2 separate regions of the Mus musculus genome follow, and region 1 is linked to region 2. The links are chromatin contacts, found by Hi-C in ENCODE. All regions are on one chromosome and are shown on one strand. The core of a region is the stretch at or near the end of the contact, and the rest is flanking DNA. Distances in the headings are between cores, read along the strand shown. Region 1 holds the start of Ldha (lactate dehydrogenase A). Region 2 holds the start of Tulp2 (tubby-like protein 2).

Region 1 (3,746 bases), core at 135-2,634, 1.3 Mb before region 2:
AGGGCGCCAATAACGGCCACAAGGTGCGACCCCAAGGCATAGCAACGTGCTTAAGCCTGCGCACGCGCAAGCTTCCTTCCTAACCCCCCCACCCCCGCAAGAACCCAAGTTGTATGACCAGCCCAGATCCAGAAGACTGGCAGGCGGGGGAAGGCAGTGCGCGTGCGCAATTTCAGAATCAGGTGTCATATATATAGGTCTAGCGACTGCTGGCCATGGATGAGACCTCTGGCAGGCAGTTCGGCGTCAAAGTTTGGCCCTTACTAGAGCCCAAAGCACAAGCGCGGTGAAGTGGAGCTGGCAGCCACCTTAGCCTGGTGCCAGAGTGAGATCTCAAATGCCACTAACAGGATTAGGGCCTTCACCCACCAGGGCGGGGCCTCATTACCCAGGATGTGGCCGCTAAGGGAAATTTCTTCAGTTCCAAAATGGGGATACAATTGCGGAGGGCCTGAGGCCTGGAGCCCACTCCCACCCCCGCGATGGCCACCTTTCCCAGCAAGCACCATGTCTATTTTTGAAATCGTTCCAAAGTGCAAAAGGACTGGACAAGATCTCTGGGCAAGCAGCCTAGGGCCATCAAGCAGGAATCCGGTCTCCTTACAACCGCTGCTATTTCTAGACAGCCTTGTGAGGTCTCTGCTGACTGGGGGCAGGGCGTGGGGCTCTTCCCTCAGAGAATCTACTTCACGCAAACCTCAAGTCTGTGCTCTATTAGGACAGGGTGCCTCTACTTCCCACCTACGACCCGATGGGTGTCGCAGGCCTCTCAGCTACAGGTTTCCTCCTTCCGTCTAGGGTGCAGAGGAAGGACTGCGACTCTTCCCGCTTCCTCTCCGCACGCAGCGCGCTTAGCACGATCCCCAGTCACACCAGGAGCGAGCCTCTTAACAAAATGCGTTTAGGGCAAGAGCGCCCTATAATCTGCAGGAAACAACCACTCCACCGAGCCCACGCAAAGGAAAATGCAAACCGCACGGCTGCTCCGAAGCACCCGCCCCGGACGTGCCAAGGCTTTTTCGGCCCCCATGGGCTCGAGTTACGGGAGCTCAAGTTTCGCACCGCTCCCTCGCCCCCGTTCGGTGGCTCCCAACCTTCAGGCCAGCCACCCCTTAGTCCTCTTTACACGGGTCTCGCCGCCCCAGGCTGGGTGGGGCCGCCTGCTCAGTTCCCCAAAGCACAGTAGCCCACGCGTGCCCAAATCTGAACACCCTGCACCTCCACCCCGGATAGGGACCCCCTGTGCCGGCAGCGTGGGGCCCAACCGTACCGCTAGTGCACGATGGGGGGGCGACTGGCGAGGAGAAGCAGCGTGGCCCGAGCTCGGCGACAGTGGCTCCAGCACGCAGAGCAGCACGCGGGCGGGGCCTTAAATGGAAGCTCCGCGCTGACGTCAGAGTGGGAGCCCAGCGGACGTGCGGGAACCCACGTGTAGGCTGGGCCGGGGGCGGGCGTCCAGCCGGGCTAGGCGCCACCGAGACCGGGGCGGCGCGCGCAGCACGATGTCCCTGCAAGAGTGGCTCCACGTGTGCTGCGACACCCCAAAGAAAGGCCAACCCGACATGCTCCTCAGCCTCAGAAGCAGGAGCCCGAAATGCATCGATCCTCCGCCTCCTTCACCGGAAAACTTGTGAGACTCAGAAAAAACCCTGGTCACTTTCTTCATTGCTGTTCCCGGCGCCGGGAACAACTCCTGGCAAGCAACAGGCCTTCAGTAAATATTGTGTGAAAGCACATGCCAGCACCGTGCCGGTCTATCCGCCATAGCAGCCTATCAGATGGGCCTTTCTCCTGCCCCACTTCCATCTCCCAAACCATGGGGGGAGGGGGGTGCGGCTCAGCTTCTGATGGCTTGCCAGCTTACATCCATATCTGCCCTCTCCCATGCCATCCCGCAGGCATTTGTGTTTAGCCTTACCAAGGAGTATCAGGGCCCTTGCTTGTTTTCACACACCCCCTCTGCCTTTAAACGTCTTTCTAGAGGTCTCATTAAGCTGTGAGGCCAGTTCCTGTTCCTCTCCCAGCTCCCGATCAACCGTATGTGAATCTTAAGGTACTCCACCACTGATAGGATGTGAAATGGAGTTTGCAACTGCTTTGATTTCCTTAGTGATGGGAAGAACTGTGACTTTCAACCCTGCTCACCCATCTCCCCGGAAGGGATGTGTTCACTGCAGATTAAGGTCTATTACAGTCTTGAGCAAGATTTGAACAAGCTGGTTGCAGGGTGCTGGATATGCAGGGATCATGTGAGAGGGAATGAAGCTCACAGCCCCCCCTTATTTTCGCTTGTCTGTATCCCTTGTGATCTCTTTTATAACAAACAACAGGCTAGGAGTGTGGCCAGGACAGGGACACTTGTCTTGCATACACCAAGGCCTGAGTCCCTCAGCAGAGCGCAAATTTAAAAAAATTAAAAAGTCAAACAGTTGGACCTGGAGAGATGGCTCTGCCATTAATATCACAAAAGCTTGTAACTCCAGATCCAGAGGTTCCAATACCCTCTTGACCTTCATAGAGTCTCTCTCCCCCTATATATAGTTAAAATTATTTTTTTAAAAAAGTCAGAACAAGAGAAATGAAATTTAACTTTTTAAAAGAAAAAAGTGAAGGTGAGTTCTAAGAGACACCAGAGCAAGTAGCAAGCAAGAGGAAGAGGAGAGCCTTGTGGATACCTCAGTGTAGAGTGGTGAGGGGGAAGCACAGGTGGAGATGTAGTAACTACTTGTGCTTATGGTCTTAGATTGGGGGCAGTCCCATGGGACTGAACTATTAACCTGTGGAATACAGTGCTCTAAGCAGAATGTAAACTGGGTTATCAGATGCCCAGGCCAGGTTCATCTGCTAGGAAATTGCTTTGTGCGGAAAACACACGTGTGGAAACCTCATGTGCACACAAGCTCCTTTGACCCCAGAAGGATTCTGGGAAGGGATACTGTTTCTTCCCTTCCCTTAGACCCATATACCCACAGAATGGAAACTCCCTCTTTTCATCACCCTATACTGTGGCCTGTGCACCCTTCAGGGACCCCCTCACAGGTAAGGAGTAGGACTCTGGACCCCATGCAGAACACAGATAGGCCTCCTTCCTCTCAGCAGCATTTGTGCAGCAGCATCACAAGGCCAGCTTCCAGAAAGACCCATACTTTGCACTTTCTTGGTTGCAAAGGGAAAATTCACCCCAGCTCCAGGAAAAATGGGACATCGGTTTAGCTCACTACAATGGTTTTCCAGATGCTGCTGGATGCCCAGGGACCACAAACACAGCTGGAGGCATTGAGGGTGAGGCACAGGGTGCCCAAGGGCAGCTTACAACACCTCAGGTCCCCAGGGCTGTGGGACAATGTTCTTATTCAGTGAAGGATGGGGCCTGCCAGCTTGTTAAATATGTCCCAGCTGGGAGAAAAGCAAGGCAGAGAGCCAAGAGGGGGTGGGGTTGAGAGACAGGTAAGACTCCCAGGAAAGGCCTGTGAAGATACCTCAGGCAGGTTCCATTCCACTACACCAAGACGCTTGGTGATCGCCACTCCAAGCACAGCCTCCCTCCTCCAGGCACATCGGCCATGTTCTGAATCCAAGATAAGTAAGACAAATGCTACTCGCAGAGACTAACAGTAGGTGACTTCTGGGTTCGTCTTCATCCTGACTCTGGGGTAGGCAAGATCCTTCCCATTTTCCAGATGAAAAAAAACACAGGATTCAGAAAGAGTACTGGCTTTGCCAAAACCGTGCAATTTCTCAATGAT
Region 2 (3,748 bases), core at 1,152-3,651:
AACCCAAGCCAAAAACTCAGTAATAAGCCACTTGTACTGCCTGGGTGTCACCCCAGGTTTGATCCTTATTACTACAGAAAGAAAACAATGTGAAACCCCTGCTTTACTGGAAGGACTCTGACTCTGGATAGTCCCAGGTCCCTCAGACAGACCCAGTCGCTGGAATCTCTTAGGTTTCGCCCTCCAGTATCTCTTTGCTCTGCCTGGGTATTACCACAGGACCAGATAATCTCAAGGGCTCCTAAGAAACCCATAACCCAATCAATCTTGTGTAGAGAGATTCCAGGAGCCCCACGCTCAAATAAGCCACGCCCCTATGCTCTACCATATGCTCTTCCAACCTCCGTCCTAAGCTCCACCCCTAGGAATCCATAGGCTCCGCCCTGATATGTTAGAGACCTGACTTACAGCCCCATCTCTATCCTCAAAGAGGACCTCTTATAGGTTCCCCACCGCTGATGCCACCGAGTTCCCTCCCTGGGGCTAAGTTCCACCCTCTAGGATTCACTAGGCCCTGCCCTCAAGCGCGCCTAAACCCGGTCCACCAGACCAAGGCCCCAGCTGCTGTCACTCTGGAAGCGCTCCTCCCCGCGCCTTGGTCGCCGGTGCCTCAGGGTAGCATCAGGATTGGCCTGAACCATGAGGGGCTCCTGGCGTTTCCTGCGCTGCTTCTTCTCAAATAGCTGTCGCTGCAGAAGCAAGGAGGAAACCAGACACAGACAGGGGGGAGGTTGGCCTGGGAGAGTCCGGGTACCCTTCCTCCACAGGAGGCCCAGGTATCCAGTCCCTCCAGTCCTGTCCTGTCAGATCTGGTCTACTTTCACCTCCTCCTCCAAAGACTCTAGAACTTTTATTCCTTAAAATTTTTCCTCAGCCATTCTGGCAGAGGCTTGAGGGTTGCAATTTCCAGACTCACAACTTAGTCCCTGTTTCAAAATACAAAGGCCGGTATAAAGACTACAGAGTAAGGCCATCTCAGAAAATGACTAATTAGGCCCGAGAGAGGGCTAGGTTGGTAAATGGGCGAGCCATCTTATCGTCACCAGCTGAGTTCGAGTCCTAATGTTGTCACAGGAAAGAACCTGCCCCTGCAAGTTGTCTCCACACACATGCCATGGGGTTCGTGTACTCTACCCCAAATGAATGTAATTTAAAACCAAAAATAAACAAACACAATAAACTGGAAGGCTCACTGTAACTCTAGCACTCAAGCTGCACGTTTGAGAGCCAGGGCCAGGCCGCAAAGTCCTGTCTCAAAATAAAGCTGAATTCCTATTTTTTTCTTATTTCTTAATGAGAGAACCCGAAGTTCAGAGAAAACGAACACATGATTGGGGACTCTGAGCAACCTTCTGGAAAGGTTGGTTGGGAAGATGGAAGCGTGGGGTTCCAGGCCGTACCTGTTGTTCTAGCTTCTGCAGCCTCACGCCAGAGAATTCATCCTCCAGGGTCCTGAGAGAAACACAAACTAGTGGCCACAACTAGCAAGGGCAGCTCGCCTGTTCAAGAGCCCCCGCCCCTTGACCAATTTGGGTTCTGAGCACCTGTGATGTCACAGTAGGCAAGGGACCTGAACTTTTTAGGCCATTTATCTGCTTTTTCTCCCAGGGCCCCTCCCCATTTTAGGACCCTAGCTGAGATGCCAGGTTTTTGCCAGCATGGGAGACTCAGAGGTCCTTAGCTCCTTCCTCTCACAGACCTAAGTGTTTTCATCTGTACCTATTTCAAAAGGACAGAACCGTCCAGGCACCCCCCCCCCTCACATTCCTACAAAGTTGATGGTGGTGAGCCTGAAAATGGAGTCCCAAGCTGGGCGGACCCCCAAGCTGGGCGGATCCCTACGGTGCGCGCCTAAGTCCTTCCTCTCCCGTGAACACACTGCCCCTTAGGTTTCCCCACTCACTCTTTCTTCCACTGTTCATTCTCCTGAGACGCTCTAGAGGATTAGGAAGGCACAATCAAGATCTAGACCCCACATCTCAAAAGAGACCACCCTCTACTACCTGACCTCGGCCTTCATTGGCCTTAGCAACCCAAATCCCAGCTCCTCCCTGCGAGTTAGCAGCTTGTGTAGAGAGCTTTAAGCACAACAATCCAGCTCTCCACCAAATACCTAGCCAAGGCTTGTCCTGTTCCTGAGTTTTGGGGACTGGAGGCTTAGGGCCACAAATCCCAAACCCTCGGAGTCCACCTATCTGCAATCTCAGAGGCGTCCACCCTCCCTGGAGACAACTTGGTCATCTCACGGCCTAACAGTGAAGCCTGTACTCTAAACTTATCTGGACCCTTTCTCTGAAAGGGGTTCCCACAGGCACTTGCCCACTTCTTGGCCCTCTTGGCCCCTCACGGTCCATGTCCAACAGAGTAATGCTCCCAGGGCACTGGGGCAGGCGGATCCCTTGTTCTGGGGATTCTGAATTGGAACCAAGAGTCAACATTCCTTAAAGGGACCCAGGCTGGCTATATAGCTCTCTAGGGAGAGTACTTAAGAAATGAACAAGCTCAATGCCCAGGGGCCAGTGCCTGTAGTTCCAGCACTTGGGAGGTGGGGACAGCTGCTTGGAAGTTAGAGCTTAGAATCTATAAAGGCACTTCAGAAAATAAATAAATCAGTTATATAAAAACAGAGGGGGCTGGGGAAATGGCTCAGCGGTTAAGAGCACTGACTGAGCTGGGCGTGGTGGCACATGCCTTTAATCCCAACACTCGGGAGGCAGAGGCAGGCAGATTTCTGAGTTCGAGACTAGCCTGGTCTACAGAGTGAGTTCCAGGACAGCCAGGGCTACACAGGGAAACCCTGTCTCAAAAAACCAAGAAAAAAGCACTGACTGCTCTTTCAGAGGTCCTGAGTTCAATTCCCAGGAACCACATGGTGGCTCACAACCATCTGTAATGGGATCTGGTGTCTCTGAAGACAATGACAGTGTACTAACATAAAATAAATAAAATCTTAAAGAAGGAGGGGGGGCTGGCAGTCTTGGTAATTTACTCTTTTTTATTATGTATTTTAATAGCAAACTAACAGGATCAGCACAGAAGACAGTCAACATATAGTGAACGGATAGAATCTACTGTATGATAAAAATGCTACCAATACCATTTAGTTGCCGTCAATACAAAAACTTTTTTTTTTTTTTTTTAACAAATCGAGGGGGCTGGAGAGATGGCTCAATGGTTAAGAGCACTGACTGCTCCTCCTCCTGAGTTCAAATCCCAGCAACCTCATAATGGCTCACAATGGGATCTGATGCCCTCTTCTGGAGTGTCTGAAGACAGCGACAGTGTACTCAGATAAATTAAGTAAATAAATAAATTTTTTAAAAAAATCTAATGCTGGAATTGTCCAGAAAATTTTAACAGATTTATTTATAATTGTCATAAAGTTGAAGTGTTGAAATGTGTTCACTGAAATATTTTGCTTGCATTAATGCTTTATATCTTGCATCTATTTTTAAAATTCACACACACACACACACACACACACACACACACACACACACACACATACACACACACAAAAGTGGAGAACTACCCATATGCTCCTTCCAAAGTCTGGGGTGAGAAACTGCTCAGGACTTCAAAACAGACCTGCACTTCCAGAGTGCAGGTATTAGTGCTTTGCAGGAGGCTAGGGAGACCTATCTGGTTGGCCTTTTTGAAAATACCAATGTGTGTGCTCCCCATGCCAAGTGTGTAACAATTATGCCAAAAGATATCCAGCTAGCACACCACATATTCAGAGAATATG

What was found. Hi-C counts contacts between places; a loop is a spot of excess contacts on that map.
Region 1: a map of T-helper 17 cell shows a loop between it and region 2 (6-fold over the local background). The contact joins the promoter of Ldha here to the promoter of Tulp2 in region 2. A Hi-C loop is called at or near these places in 2 of 37 maps with a recorded cell type or tissue (T-helper 17 cell and regulatory T cell).

The regions. Positions count from the first base shown.
Region 1 is chr7:46,843,442-46,847,187 of GRCm38, reverse strand. Ldha (lactate dehydrogenase A) reads right to left here and starts at 1,384. Exons shown (of 8, transcript NM_010699.2): 1 at 1,271-1,384.
Region 2 is chr7:45,512,359-45,516,106 of GRCm38, reverse strand. Tulp2 (tubby-like protein 2) reads right to left here and starts at 2,401. Exons shown (of 13, transcript NM_008807.3): 1 at 2,320-2,401; 2 at 1,904-1,936; 3 at 1,401-1,452; 4 at 551-689. The coding sequence starts at 2,354.